Linked DNA regions of Homo sapiens: region 2 is linked to region 1. The links are chromatin loops, found by intact Hi-C in ENCODE. Cell type or tissue: B cell. All regions are shown on one strand.

The links. Hi-C counts contacts between places; a loop is a spot of excess contacts. Peaks named below come from ENCODE experiments on the same cell type or tissue, not always from the same donor. Only the 100,000 strongest peaks of a DNase experiment are listed, where the experiment ranks them.
Region 2: a loop joins it to region 1, with 11 times the contacts of the local background. A loop is called at or near these places in 1 of 110 quality-filtered maps.

The regions. Positions count from the first base shown.
Region 1 is chr3:130,106,898-130,114,897 of GRCh38, forward strand. It overlaps LINC02021 (long intergenic non-protein coding RNA 2021), which reads left to right and starts at 4,810. Exons shown (of 3, transcript NR_146653.1): 1 at 4,810-4,915; 2 at 5,725-5,847. It overlaps LOC124909432 (a long non-coding RNA gene), which reads right to left. Exons shown (of 3, transcript XR_007096083.1): 3 at 6,463-6,736. It also overlaps the pseudogene FAM86HP. RefSeq lists enhancers at 3,881-4,070, 4,171-4,220 and silencers at 5,221-5,270, 5,341-5,510. In B cell, no CTCF peak of the experiment used is centred here; DNase peaks (open chromatin) are centred at 4,034, 4,714, 5,164 and 5,684; H3K4me3 peaks cover 2,234 bases; H3K27ac peaks cover 2,153 bases.
Region 2 is chr3:129,686,496-129,694,495 of GRCh38, forward strand. All of the region lies in intron 4 of TMCC1 (transmembrane and coiled-coil domain family 1), which reads right to left. Among named protein-coding and RNA genes, the nearest start is that of PLXND1, 84 kb to the left of the region's middle. RefSeq lists a cis regulatory region at 3,807-4,327 and enhancers at 3,891-4,185, 4,488-5,105. In B cell, no CTCF peak of the experiment used is centred here; a DNase peak (open chromatin) is centred at 4,066; H3K27ac peaks cover 858 bases.

The sequences.
Region 1 (8,000 bases):
GATGAGGGTTCCAGTGCTGTGGGCTGGACCAGCCTGGTAGGAATGAGAATTCATATTCTAGGAGCTGGGGCCCCAGAGAAGCAGCTGCTGTGGAAACCCCATGAGGCAGAGTGAGGGAGAGACGCTGGTCTCCCCTTCTTCCTGCCCTGCACTGTCTCCCATGGGTCACACTCAGCTGCAGCCAGTTGCCTGGGGAGGCCCCTGCCATGCTGGTATTGGCAAAGCAGGCCCAGGGCCTGGGAAGGACGGGGGCTCCAGCACGCAGGTGGCTATGCTGTCCAGCTACTGGGCGGACACTGCCCATTGCTGACATTTTTGATGAGTTCTGAGAGAAAGCACTGGGCACACTTGACTGATGGCGGGTGCTTCACACACACAGGATGCTTCACAGTCTACAGCAAAGGACAGAACGTTGGTTGCTCGAGAGCCCGTCTTAAGTCTCCTATGAGCTTCAAGCCAACACAGCAGAGGGCAAACTCCAGGCTACCCGATCCCTCAGCAAAGATGTAGATGGACACGGCGTTCTGGCCCCACGCATCTGAAGTTTGTCTTAAGATATAAGCCGTTTCCTAAAGATGCTTCCACTGCAGTGGCACAGGATATTGCAGCATTTCTAATGCCCATTCTGAGCAGGAACACAGGGCACGTGGGCCTAAACCACCTCCCTCCCAGGGGAGCCAGTGTGAACCAGGGCTTGCAGTAAGGACAGTCGCCAACTGTCTGGCTCTATGGAAGAGGCGGGAAGGCCCACTCGGCAACTGCTCTCTTGGAGTGTGTGTCCCTGGGGACAGGATGGAGGGGAGGGGACGCTCAGGGTGACACTCCAGCTAAAGCCGAGAGAAGCCAAGTGCAGGATGAGCAAGTTCCAGGCAGTGGGAACAGCTGGTGCAAGCTCTGAGGTGGCCACAGGCTGGCACTTGGAAAGGAGGGCAGATGCACTGGTGCAGCAGGAGTGGGGACGGTGGGAAAACAGGAGCCTGGAGGGAGAGGGAGGAGACAGTCCGCAGTGCCTGCTGGCTGGGAGGGATGCAGATTCTGCCCAAGGGCAGCAAAGTACCCCATGCAATACACAGGCTCTTCATGCTGGTGCTGGTTTTTCATTTTTTCTGACACAGTCTCTCTCTGTTGCCCAGGCTGGAGTGCAGTGGCCCGATCTTGGCTAACCGCAGCCTCCGCCTCCTGGGTTCAAGCGATTCTCCTGCCTCAGCCTCCCAAGTAGCTGGGACTATAGGCGTGCACCACCACGCCCAGCTAATTTTTTAAATTTTTAGTAGAGATGGGTTTTTGCCATGTTGGCTAGGCTGGTCTTGAACTCCTGACCTTAGGTGATCCGTCCACCTCAGCCTCCCAATGTCCTGGGATTACAGGTGTGAACCAGTGCACCCAGCCTTGTGCTGGGTTTTAAAGCAGCTCTCCCTACATTTCATGCTTCACCACCTACGAGAGTGAGGCTCAGGGTGAAACTCAGAGCAGGGTGCGAGATAACTTCAGGTATCTCCATGCTCGAAGCCCTGACCTACTGTATTGCCCCGAAAGTCTTCCCTGCTGTGGCTGCATCTTTTCCAAGTGGATCATCTTGGTTCACCTCTAGCACAGGAATTCTTCACTGGGGCTCCTAGGATGGGCTGGGTGGGTGGGGGTGGAGGATGTCTGCCTCCCCTGAGTTTGTATGGAAAATGTATTCTTCTGGTGCACTTCTTTCTGGGAGGGAGTCTATTGCTTTGTCTTTTCTGAAGGGCTCATGGCCCTTCGAAGGTGAAGACCCAGGATGCAGGGTGATCTGCACTTGGCCCTCAAGGCCAAGGTCACGCTGTGGCTGGGCCGGGTGGTGATCCTGGCTGTCACCTGCATGCAGATGCACTTGAGTCCAAACCCCACCCTGGGCAAAGCAAGGGCCCATTTAGGTCTAGAGGAGACAGGAGTGGGCAGGACAGGCCTCAGGAATGCAAAAAAGAAAGTCTCTGAGCATCCACCAAATGCTAGAAGCTGTTTTGCACCTGTCATCTCTGTTTTTGCTGAGGATAGTTTAAAAAACATTCCCTAGATTTCCCCCCTCATGCAGATTTTTGTATATTCTGATGTCTTTGTCTAAGTCTTAGATAGAAAACAAAAGCGCAGGAGCTGTCGGAGGTGCTGACACCTACCTGCAGTGCTGACTCAATGGTTTTGTTCTTTGAACAGGGGTGTTTTTAAAGAACCTGTGGTTCTTCTCTCAGGTCTTCCGGAGAGATTCAGGAGGCAGGGTCATGAGTCCCAGGGACTCTGGAATTCTTACCTTCTGCAAAATATCCCGCAGCAGCTCAGAATCTGATGAGTCTCTTAATTTTGCTTCTAAGCTCCGTGTGGACGGGAGAGAGAGAAATCTCAAGGGCGCATTCACAGGAACATTAAAACACGCAATAGAATGTGTTGGCAAAGCGCTATGTGATCCCTCCCTGGGGACGCGGAGCCAGTTGGAAGTGGAAGCCACAGCGGCTGAAAGCCTGACCTTCAGATGTCGCAGGGTGCACCTGGATGAGTCACAGGAAGAAGGCTGACTCTTGGCCGCATTAGTCCTGGCTACTTAGCGGCCACCCGGGTCATGGGCCAGCTCCCTGGTTGCACTGGTCAGCCAGGAATTACCAGGGCAGCCATGGCACCAAGGTTTGATGGGCTTGCCATCTGAGTTTAAGTGGAAATGCAGAATGTGCCCATACCAGCCTGGGTTACATTGTCCTCTTACAGTGGCAAGTCCAGCAGCAAGCTTTGGCTCCCGAGTTAGGCAGACTGTCTCGGCTGGTATGTGACACACAGCAAGGCACTTCATTGCTTCAGAGCTCCTTCCATGCCATAAAAGGCCCTACAAGACCTGGTCCTAATCCCTCTCTCTGGCCTGTTCTCCCTCACCCCTGGCCCACACTGCTCACTCCACTCCAGCCACACTGGCTGCATTGCTGTTGTTCCTCAACCACAGCTGGCTTGTTTCCACCACAGGGCCTTTGCATATCCTGTTCCCCAAACCCTTCCCATGGCTGGCTGCTTCACCACTCAGGCCCCAGTTCAAATGCCACGTCTTTGGGGAAGGCTTCCCTGATTCCCCGACTTTAGTGACTCTTCTTCCCAGTTGGTCCATTCACCATTCCCCTGTTTTCTTGGCTTTAAAGCCACTCTCATCTGGTCTTTTCTTGTTTATTCATTTATTTGTTTATTCTCTAGCTCTCCCATGCAAGCAGAGCCTCATCTATCATGGGTACTGCTGATCCATGGTGCTTGGCTCACGGAAGGCATTTATTAAACATTTTGAGACTGAATAAAAACACTAGCTAACACCGACATGCATTTGCCATGAGCCAGGCACTGATCCACAGGCTTTTGTACTCAACGCTGACAACAACCCTAAGAGGTAGGTATCATTATATCAACCATTTTATTAATAAGAAAACAACAGCACAGAGAGATGCAGTCACTTGCCCAAGGTCACACAGGGCCAGGGGTTGGGCCAGGATTTGAAGCAGGCAGGCTGTCTCCTGGGTCTGAACTCTCAACTACTACACCCTAATCAAACAATCCCTCTGGTCAAATGTGAGTGATAATAATAGTACCCACCTCGTGGGTGTTGATGGTGAGCCCAAGTTAGCATTCAGCGTGGGCATGTGAACAATTATAGTCAATACTGAATGGAGACCTATGATGCTTTTATGAAGGTTTCTATTTTGGGTTAAAAATGCACAAATTTCTCCTGACCAGAAATGATCTCTGAGTGCTAAATATTTCATGTCAATGGAATAACGCAAATGATTAAGCAACACCCCATAAAATGGGGCAGACCCAGGGAGGAATATATATCCAAACTGACTCATCCCAGTGAGCTCACCGCACATGAATTACAAATGGAGCAGGGTGCATTAAGCCCCTCTGCTGGCAGAAGGGAGGCTGCTGCCTGCCATGCGCCTGTGCTGAGAATGGCAGGTCCCCAGGGAGAGGAGAGGCCACCCCCTTCTCTGTCTCTTCCATCACAGGAGTGAAAGCCTCAGCGCATGAGCTGATTCTGTGCAGTGCTCGACATACAGATGAGAACACTGAGGCCCGAGGGACAGCCTTTGACCTGGTCACCGTGCTCAGGAGGAGGTGGTTACCCGCGGGCCTGAGGGTGCTGACTTTTTAGAATGGGCGAGGGCAGCTGTGTCCCAGTGACCAGAACGATTACTGCCTTTAAAAAGTCATGAAAATGATCGTGAACTGTACCCCACACCGAGCGCGCGTCTGCCCCCCAAGACTGTGGAGACGCCCCCAGCTTCCGCCGCCAGCTCGCGGGGCAGGAGGGGTGAGAGCGACTCTGGCCAGGCCCCAGGGACGGGGACCGGGTCTCGTGGCCCTGACCGGGGAGAGCCCAGGAACTCACGTGGCAGGAGCGCCGGGGGTTTCAGCAGGGAGACCCATCCCGTCTGCCCCTGGACTTCCGCAAGCCCCGCAGGCCTCTCCGCTCGCCCCGCCGCCCACCTGCCAGGGGAAGGAGCGCAGTGTGCGCGCCGCTAGGAAGCGGCGCTCGAAACTCTGCAGCAAGAGTTTGGTACCCGCGTTCTCCTCAGGCGCCATGACGTGGGCGGGGCCGCAGCGTTGCCAGGAGACCGGGCGGAAGCCGGGCCTGGACTGAAAAGGGGGCGGGCCCAGGGTAGTGCGCGGAGGCAGAGAGGTGGCGGGGCCTAGGGGTAGGGTCAGGAGGAGCGTCCTGGGGGCGGGCGCTAGGGCGGGGCCAAGATGAGCTTAGGAGGGTGGGGCCTGGGGTGGGGCCAGGATGAGCGTCATGAGAGCGAGGCCTGGGGTAGGGCCAGAATTAACGTCGTTGGGGCAGGTCCTGGGTAGATTCCAGGTTGGCGGGTCCTGGGGCGGGGCCAGGATAGGGCGATCCTGGAAGCTGGGCTTCGGAAGCGTCCAGGTTGGTGGCGTCCTGGAGGCGGTGCCTTGCGTGAGGGCAGGATAAGAGTCCTGGAGGCGGGCATTAGGGCGGGGATAAACGCCATTGGGTTCAGGAGGCGGGACTCGGAGCAGAGCCCAGGAGACAGGTCCTAGGGCGGGGCTAAGGCCAGACCCAGAGAAGGGCTCAGGAGGCGGGGCCGGGGCGGGGCGTTGACTATGTCTTAGCACATGGCCAGGCGGTGCGCGGACTCTGGGAGGCGGAGCTTAGGACGGGCCCACGTGGGGAGGGGCCCAGGGTCCGGGAGGCGGGGCGGAGTCCAGGCTGCGGGCTGCGCTCAGGAGGCGGGCCCTGGGAGGCGGAGCTTAGGGAGGGGCCGGTGTCGGGAGGGACCCAGGGACTGGGAGGCCGGTCGGGGCTGGGCTCAGGGGCCCAGACCTAGCTGGGCTTGGGGCGGGGCCGAGACGGAGCGAGGGGTCCAGGGTGTGGGAAACGGGGAGGGGTTTGAGGAGGGGATCGGAATGTGGCTCAAGTTCGGGAGGCGTTACCTGCGGAGGGTTTGAGGCAGGTCCAGGAGCGAGCCCACGGTCTGCCGACGCGGGGCCAGGGGCGGGCCCCAGGATCCGGAGCTTCGGGCGGGGCCGAGTCCGGGTTTGGGGCCCGGGAGGCGGGGCCAGTTAGAGCGAGGGTCCCTGGGATCGTCAGGTCAGGCCTTGGGCTAACGTAGGCACTCGCAGTTCCTCCGCCTTCAGGAAGGTCTTTTTAGCAGGGGCCTTACGGGTGCGCGCTTCGGTCCTGGAGGCCTTATCCTAGCCTCCTCTCTCCATCAGCGCCACCCGTCTGGGGCCCAAAAGGAGGGAGCTTTACCTCTGTCCCCCAGCCTTTGGAGTGTCACCAAACAAGCCATTCGTTCACCAAATACTTATTAAGTGCCTGACAACGGAGATGTAACGGTGAGAAAAACTCGGTGTTGTCCAGGCCCTCCAGGGGCTCAGGGGCTCGTGGAAGAAGTGGACATTGAAGTATTTATCACACAAATGAGTGTAAAAGTACAATAGCATATCTGCCACGAAGGTGAGCAGACAGAGCTAGCGGGGCTTGCAGGAGGAGTTTTGATCTTGCGGGGACAGGAAGGAGGAGTTAGCTCCTGCGGGGTGGGATTGGGGGTTGTGGTGATATAGACGTGGGGACAGAGTGGAAAACAACAAAAATATAATTATTTTAGTTCAAAGTTATTGTGTCTTGAGTTGAAAGGCAGGGCAGTTAGCAACACAGTTCAGATTTCAGTACTGTCCCTGAAATCTGAACTGTGTTCAAAGTCTAAAACGTTTACCTTAGCAAATTCCTCATAAAACTCCATTTGGAAGAGTCCCGAGAGCTAATTTGTTAAGTATACTTGCAGAAGGTAGATGAGGAGACAGATTAAATCTTATTACCTCTTTCAGATGAGAGGCACTTGAGCCCTGCTCAGCTATGAGAATAAGAGGGGGAATTAATTCTAATTGAATACACTTGTTCTCTTATAGCTGTTGTTCCCCACCAGAACCAAATGAGCGCAAGATCTGACAAAGAAAAAAAAAGGTTCATCTTTTATTCCCCCATACCCTTTCATTTAAATCAAGAGGATGAGATGTGGTTATTGCTGTGTTTTTAGGCAGAATCAACGGTTTCTGGGTCTGAGATGTTGCATACACCCTCTCAGTCCCTGTAGCCTGAGATGGAGTCACGTGAGAATCCACAGCAAGTCCTAACCAGGGATGGGTCTGGGTGATTAAGGAAGGTTGGCTTCAGAACTGGGCCAGGGGCACTGCTTTGCTTTTGCTGTTTTGATCAGCTCTCTGCCTGCAGGAGACAAGGAAAATCAATGGGAACAGGTTAGTTATACTCAGAAATCCTGGGCTTATTTTATTAACTCACATAATAGCTATTAATTGTCTTTCCTCCAAGGAGCAAAAGGGCATATACGGTCAATGCCATAGTAAATAACACTGTATTATGTTATACTAAAATATTAATCTAGGTTGGTTCAGTCTTTCCTGATTCCATAGATTGGAAACGGATTGAAGAAGGACGCTAGTGGACCACAGAGCTGAGCCATGCACACAGAAGAAATCTTTTTTTCTTTTTTTTTTGGAGATGGAGTTTTGCTCTCTTGTTGCCCAGGCTGGAGTGCAATGGCGCGATCTCGGCTCACTGCAACCTCCACCTCCCAGGTTCAAGCGATTCTCCTGCCTCAGCCTCCTGAGTAGCTGGGATTACAGGCGAGAGCCACTATGCCGGGCCATTTTTGTATTTTTAGTAGAGACGGGGTTTGAACACGTTGGCCAGGCTGGTCTCAAATTCCTGACCTCAGGTGATTCACCCACCTCTGCCTCCCAAATTGCTGGGATTACAGGCGTGAGCCACCACGCCTGGCCAGAAGAAATCTTTATCTTGGTGTGCAGTCTCTGGTGAGGGACAAATGTCATCTCTCTTGGATCTGAATCTGGAAGGATCAAGGCACTGAAGGGATTTTTTTGTTTCAGGCAGTCTCCCTCTGTTGCCAGGCTGGAGTGCAGTGGCCCAATCTCGGCTCACTGCAACCTCTGCCTCCCGGGCTCAAGCAATTCTCCTGCGTCAGCCTCTCGAGTAGCTGGGAGTACAGGCACGCGTCACCACGCCCAGCTAATTTTTGTATTTTTAGTAGAGACTGGGTTTTACCATGTTGGCCAGGATGGTCTCAATCTCTTGACATCATGATCCACCTGCCTTGGCCTCCCAAAGGGCTGGGATTACAGGAGTGAGCCACCATGCCTGGCCTCACTGAAGGGATTTTTTTAATGTCACGTGGCTCTCACAGGTGCGGTGTGTTCAGTTGCAAGTAAAGATTACGAATGATGCTTAAAAACAAACGTAAAATTCCAGGTGATGTTGCTATGGGGAGCAGCATTAGGACAATCTGAGTGGTTTCAGTTGCAAGAGTGTGCGTGTACGTGCAAGAACTACAGTCAAGATTCAACTTCTGGCTTTGAGGGTCTCTTTAATAACAGTAATAGCAACCTAAGTCAGTTTAACAGTATGGAATGGTTGCCTTTTAGAAGTTAAGCTATGGGCATGGAAGTTCAAT
Region 2 (8,000 bases), 420 kb before region 1:
TCACCATAGTGCATTTGCAATATTGCCTACTTAGCTGCCTTTCTTCAACTCTCAGCCTGCCATTTTGCTAAATGCTGGGTATGTAATGATGAACAAACAGTGTCTGCTTTCAGGAGGTTTATGGCTGAGTGGGGAAAAGTGGTAGAGAGAGAAAAACCAGTAACCAAACAATATAAATTGTGTAAAGTGCTACAAAGAAAAAGAACAGAATATTATGAGAAAAGGAATAGTGTAAGGGAGGAAAATCTATTTTAGTCTGGGAGGTCACAGAAAGCTTCTTTTAACAAGAACACATTTGAACTGAGTCCTCAAAGATAGAAAAGGAGATTGCTACTTTAATCAGGCCATAAATGAGGAAAAGCACTATTACAGTAGGTTTCACATGCCAAGAAAATAGAGAATTTGGAATTTTATCATAATTGAGATGAAAACAGAGTTAAAGAAAGTAGCAATTCAAAAAGAGAAAAATAAAAAGGATTTATCTATTCACTGCTTCTTAGAATTGACTTGGTTGAAAGGTTTTGATCATCTTACCAAAAAGGCTTACGGAAGGAACAGAAGGATGCTGAGAGGAAAAGGTCAGTAAACAGGGAGGAGGGCACCTGCCAGTAACCTAATGGAGTATATGGAGAGTTGTATTTACAAGGCTTACATAACCAATGAGTCAGCAAAAAGTCAGGTGTCAATGGATCTCTTCTGTGGCCACTCTAAGCAGCTAGGAAACTTGGCTCTCCGAGATAGGAATATACCTTCCAGTAACACCTGCCTAAGTTAGGATGAGGAAAAGTAAACTTTAATGTTTAGAAAAAAAACATAAGAAATAAGATCCAACTTAAAGCAAGGTGATTCTGGTAGGATTTTGCAAATCTAATGCAACTCATTTCTCTAATTTGTAATAAAACACTTATTAAAGAATCCAGAAGCAAGACTCCAAAATCTGCTAAAAGTAAAACATACATTTTAAAGAGAAAAACAACATCCTTATCTTTTTTGAGGTCCATAAATATTGGAGGGCTACTCTCTACAACTATTTTTTCTCTAATAACGGCTAATATGTATAAACAGTAACAGAAAAAGGCTTCATATCAATAGAATTGAGTCTGGCAAAGAAAATATACAAAAGAGAACATAAAAGAGATTCAGTCATAGTAGAGGCAAAGAGATACAGCATTCACAACCACTTGATATCAAACAGCAATGACAATGAACCCAAGACAAATACCCACCAACGCACAGCTATGAAAATAGCAGACTCCTTATCCTGCCTTCCTCCACCTCCATACTTATGTTCTCAGCCTATTACTGTTCCAGTGGCAACAACTCTATAACAGGAGGAAGGCTTTATTTTTCCTTCTCCCGCTTCAGACTATAGAAAAAGCAGGGAAAAAAAAGCATAATTATGACTATTCAAAGAAAAGAAAAGAGGTTTGTTAGTCTGCATTCTTTGCTCTGGAAATTTCTGGCTTCTGTCTGTTGAGAGACACATGAGAAAACTTGGATTATCTCTGAAGGTCACAACTGAATGACCACAAGTTATGTTTCTCCTTCTGGTTCCCTTGGTCATCCTTTTCCATCAAACATGATTTTGCAAAATGTTTTAGTTATTGCTAAGAAGCAATTCCATACAGCTGATATAGAAAAGTCAAAAAATAAGAAAAAAATCACAACACATTTATCTTACCAAAACCCCCTGTCAGGCAGTCTGCTGATTTTGCTTGCCACAAAGCTCATCCTTCATTTGTGCACTGCCAGAGAAAGCTTGGATGGTAAAAAAAAAAAAATCACAACCTCTCTTGGCTATAAGCTCTTTCCATTTGTTCCAGCTTCCAAACTGCAGAGGAGCTGTGGCATAGTCTGTCACTGCTGCACATACTTGGTTTCCGAGAATAACGCTGCAAATGAGGACAGCTACCACTGGGAATGCTTTCCCCCACCAAAGAGCCGCAGTGAAGCTTCTAGTGGATCCCTGGGCTTCTCACCTTCACAGTCTCAGAGAAGTGACTTTCACAAAACAGGCAGGTACAGCCGCACCACATTAATACCCTCGCATAGCCAATCCTCCGCAGTGCCCACCTCAGCCTATGTATAGTTTCAATTCTATCTCCTGTAGCAACTCTTAGAGCTTTCTATATCTGGGAGCCTAGGAGAACTCTGTGCTGAATAAACAGAAAGCTTCTGCCAAACAAGCATCCGTGTGTGTGCGCGCGCACGCAGTTTGCTAGAGCAGCTAATGCAAATGAATAGTTTGACTCTGAGAATGGAGATCACAGACAGTATCTGCCTCTCTTCTCCAGCTGTGAGCATCTTTTATAAAAGACAAAAGCACCACACTGGTTGGATTTAAAGCTACAGGGTATTAATTCAACATTCACATTTGTCTTCTCATTTAAATCAGATAAGGTTGAAAGAATCGCTTAAAGAAGATTAAAAACATTCTAAATAAAATAACACTGTTTAGGTAGCTTGGTTCAATAAATACAAAGAAAAAGCAATCTACCTATGTTTCAATAAAGGCCCAGAAGACTGCCAGAACAGATTTCCATGCTTTTGTAATGTTTCTTCTCTTATTTTTCATTTTAGGTTGGCAAAATCATTTAAAATGAAAATAGAACATGAGTGAGAGAACAACTAGAAAAAGAAAACTGAGCACGACACTCTAAAATCGTATTCACTATGGACAGAGAGAAAAACACTCTGAAATCTAAGCAAGAGATTAAAACATCACAATCATAAGCCCAGGCTCAGCCCCTGTATCATCACACACACTATTTACTGAACACCCAAGACACTACGTGACAGAACTGAATATCTTATTAAGACTGTTTCTGACTTGAAAAAGTCACTTTGGGATTTAGGCAAGTTATCAGATCTGAACCTTATTCCTTTATTTGTAAAAGCAGTTGTGGGGAACACACATAGGAGGAATTTAAATGATTACAAAATATAGTGTGGCATGTATAAAGTATATCTACTAATATTTCTCTGAGGTTAACATGCAGAAAGGAATCAGACATGAAGACAATTTAATACAGTAAAGCCTATGAGCCTGGGGGTGTGATATGAGCCTTTCTATGAGCCTGGAGGTGTGATAATTTCTTTACTTCTAGTTAAGTATGGGTCTGGAAGCTCAGGCCAGCACAGTACTAACAGGTCAAAGAAGGTCTATCAGTATTCACCAGCTGCGTTTAACATCTTTCACTTAAACCATACAAAGCCCTCTGAACGGAATCCAAAGCACCTTGAATGAATATAAAGAAAATGCTGGGTTGAAACCATGGCTCCAGAAATTCCTTTTCCATCTCTAGAGACACAGAACTCTGACCCTGACTTTCCACAACAAATTAATAAAGAATTTGATTTAATAGAAGTTTTGTTTTCACTTAAAAATTAGGTGGTAAGGTTTCAACTGAGTAAATACGTTTCTACAAAAACAACAAAAACCCTAATCCTGTACCACTAGCATCAACACTAGCTGCTGTTTGCTTAATTCTGTTTACTAGCATTTTCAGTATCTTCTAAGACAATCATCCTTATTGTAGAAAACCACAAATGAGCAGAAAAGAAAGCAAAAACTATCTGTAATCTCACCACTTAGAAGACCAAACAAACCGCTATTACCACTGTGATTTCCATCCCTTCAGTTTTAAAAAAATATATGTACAAGTATTTTGTTATTTCAAATCAGTTGTGATTTCAATTTGAAGGACTCTATAAGAGAATCCATATTTTTTGCCTTCCTTCTCTCAAAAATCACTTATTGTAACTGTATTCCCATAGTAATATATCTGATGTGGGCTTTTAAATATACCGAGCTACTAGATTGTGTGCAGTCTAAAATAAAATCTAGTAAGTTATTATTTTCTTCACAATTATACAGCTGAATGTTGGGGACTGCATATTCTTCCCTGGGTAGGTACAGTATTTAATCTTTTGTAAGATTAATGTTTGTTACAATTGTATAATTTTAAGTACAATTGTTGGCACTCACTGATATTTCCAGTGCTGCTTCTCTTTCTGAACACACATGGAAGACTACATTTCCCAGTTCCCTTTGCAAGGCCATGTGACTAGTTCTGACCAATGGGTTGTGAAAAAAAGGAAGTGAGTGTGTAACCTAAGTCAAAGCATTTAATTGCTAATGTGAAGCTCTTTTATCCTCTCTTACCCTACCACTGAGATCACTGAAGCATATGTTGAGACATGGTGCCATGGATCAAATCTGCTTTGATTGGATAAACCACTAAATGGAGGACAGCTGCCCTGGAGAGTTGTCTGGGCCTAAAGCAGACTTTGTGTCTGCTTTTAAATCATTATATAAAAGTAATGATTTTATCTTTTTGAAAAAAATTACCTTTTCACATTTTTAGAGGTTCCGCCAAGATGGCAATGAATTTATCTGACAGAACCAAGTAAACTGAGTTACTAGATAAATGTACCTCCTCATTGACTGTTTTAGCCTGGGTACATCTCTTCTTAGCTCCCAAAGGAAATCCTAAGTGGCAGTAGGACTTTAGTTTTGCTGATTTCCTTGTTCTCATTTGTTTCTTCTCTTGCTGACTTTTTGTTTCTGGTTTATGCATGGTCAGTAAGTTACTCCTCACTGATGGCAGCACTAATTGATAATTTGGTTTTATGGTTTGACCATTTGAGGTCTCTACAGAAGAGTGATAGATATCTATTCTCTGTTGAATGAGATATCAAAACATTATCCAGCTTGTCAGACTTTTCTGTCCATTTGTCTATGTCGAGTGTAATTCAATTAAGAATTCTGGCTCTGCGTGGTGGCTCATACTTATAATCCCAGCACTTTAGGAAGGCTGAGGTGGGCAGATCACTTGAAGCCAGGAGATTGAGACCAGCCTGGGCAATGAAAGGGAACAGCTCTTTGAGATCTGGACCAGTGAGGTTTTGTGATTCTGTGTTTACTTTTGACCCGTGGCTAAAAAGTTGTAGAACTAAAGCCATAGGTCTTTATGTGTCCTGTAATTCAGAAACACCACAACAGCCAGGCGTGGTGGCTCATGCCTGTAATCCCAACATTTTGGGAGGCTGAGGTGGGAGGATCACTTAAGGCCAGGAGTTTGAGACCAGCCTGGGCAACATAACAAGACCCTGTCTCTACAAAAATGATAAATAAAATTAGCCGGGCATGGTGGTACATGCCTGTAGTCCCAGCTACTTGGAAGGCTGAGGTAAAGGGATCATTTGAGCCTAGGAGTTTGAGCTGCAGTGAGCTATGATTTCAGCCTGGGTTTGAGTGAGACTCTATCTTTAAAAAACAAAACAGAAAGACCATGGCCTCTTGTTTGTAAGTATAAAACATTTTCCTACCTTTAGAGAGTATTAATAAATTAGATTATAATGTCTCCTAAATTAAAGGACCTCGGATCTCATTCGTTTTACAGAGCTAAATAAGCACATATATATATGTCAAACATCCCTACAAATCTAAGAAAAGAAAAAAGTGAACATCTGACACTTTAAATATGCTAGACAAAGAACAAAAGATTCTTCTTACAGATTCTATCAGTTTGGAAACATTTTAAGAATCCAAATTCACATACTTAAGGTAAATATTTGGCAAACTGAGGCTAGTATCAGAGTTAACTATAATACTATATACAGTTTATTTCACTTGGGGTTTGTTTTTTCATGTAGAAAAAATTTAATCTGAACTTTGTAAACTTACTTATACAGGTTTAGTGATAAAATTAATATTACTCTTCTTTTGTAATGTTTAGTATTTTAAAAACGAAAGTTTGTGTTAATCTAAATTGAATCACAATGCTGACAAGCTTTTTATATCAATAGCAATTATGTGTCAGCTTAAATATCTCCAGGATCTTATGGTAATTTAAAAATCACAGACTAATGTTAAATGGAGCTAATTAATAGTAATTTTTGGATGCCCAGATGAATTTCTAATTAGAAGAGTAAAACATTGTTTAAACATAGTTTTAAGCTTACATACTTTTGCTTGTTTTGTATATGCTATTAGAGTGGTTATATCTTTGAGTAATGTTAACAAATGGCTTCATTTTTGCCTTGTTAAGAAGGTGTTAAAGAGATGTGTGTGACTATAGAAAGTCTGCTATGTGTATTTGTGAGCTTTACTAGTCTGCTAAGATGCTTGTGTATGACGTAGTTCTTATTATCCATTCTCTCTACCCAGTTTTCTCTCTGAAACAGAAGTCATAATTGATACAGGTGGTTATAACTACACTAGGAACAATAGTAACAGAGAAATATAAGGTGTAAGTCTTTTTGTTTTTAAAGGAAAAGGAGCATTTTTTTGTCCCAAACTAAAGTAACAGTTTGTTAAAGAATGTAAAAGACAAATCATTTATTTATTTATTTATTTATTTAAGATGGGGTCTTGCTCTGTTGCCCAGGCTGGAGTGCAGAGGTACCATCTCGGCTGACTGCAATGTCCATCTCCCGGGCTCAAGTGATCCTCCTACCTCAGCCTCTCAAGTAACTGGGACTGCAGGTGCACACCACCATGCCCAGCTAATTTTTGTATTTTTTTGTGGAGATGGGGTTTCAGCATGTTTCCCAGGCTAGAAAGACAAATCTTAAAAAGTGAATTTGATTTGCCTTGTAAAATATACTACTGGGATGTGAAAAGAAGCCATGAAACATGTTAAAATTTTGGCAACATTTAATCAGCTTTGATGGGTTTGCGTCTTTGGTTTACTGATTAATGCCTTCATCTATAATATGAAAGATGATTCTTATTTGTGTATAATTTTCTTAGAGAGCACAATAATTCTCTGGCTTTATGTTGGATTATGTTCTAGATGATTAAATACAAAACAAACCAAACCGGAAAGAACAAAGGTTCTTTACTTGTGAAAGAGCTTAGGTTCTTTACAATTGTAGTACCTTATCTTTTATTCTCATTTTGATTAAATAATCAAGTATTGTTTCTTATCCATGATACTATCTTAATCAGGGGCCCAAATGTCCTTTGTTAACTCTTTTGATCTTGCCTTCCCCAAGATTGAATTTTTTTTTTTTTTTTTTTTTGAGACAGGGTCTCTCTGTGTCATCTAGGCTGGAGTGCAGTGCCTCAACCTTCCGGGCTCAAGTGATCCTCCCACCTCAGTCTCCCAAAGTGCTGGGATTATAGGCATGAAACACTGTGCCCATCCCATGTTATCTTATTGTTCTATTTTTTGTGGCTATATGAGGAAGCCCTTTCACTTTCTCCTTAAACTACTTCTAACCCACATTTTAGTAGATTGATTCTGCCTCTGTGATCTGAATAAAACATTAAGTAGTATCTGATTTTCATGGAATACTGAGCATTCAGAAACATACTGAGTTTTCCTTAACTTATGGCAATACTGTTATTTGCATAGGATCAATACCAATCTCATCTCCTTTTTATCAAGATATAATTGGATTTTGTAACTGTATATACTGGAATCTCATAAATGAGAACATCACATTTGAGAATAATTCTCATTGACAAACTACTTTAAGAAACAATAGTTGACTTGATATAGGGAGCCAATGCCTAAAAGAAAGTACTCCCAGGAACACTGGCCTGATTCCTGAGGTGGTAAGGAAAGTCACTTCCTGGCAAGCCTTAGAAAATACTGGGGACTTGAAGATGAGATTAATTCACCCAAATTTATAGGTACCACAGGTGAAATCTGGTGAGAGAGTTTCTCAGGTGTATTTTCCTAACCTTAGTATAGTAAATAATAAAGAGTGTTTAAAAGTCCAATCTGAATCCTTACGAAAACGTCCACACAGAAGTTAACTGTGTTGTCTTAGTAATTGCTCAAAACTGTATGGCTCTGGATTTGCAAAGATAGTTCAAGGATGCCCCTGTATGACTAACTAGCACTGTGGCTACACCTATGTGAATAATCAGGCCAAACCTAATGAGACTGTCAGAAACGTTTACACCTGAGTAACTTCAGCGTGCCTATGGGCTAGGTAAAGTCAGGTTAAGACCTGCTAGGCTGCATTCCCAGCAACTTCAGGTA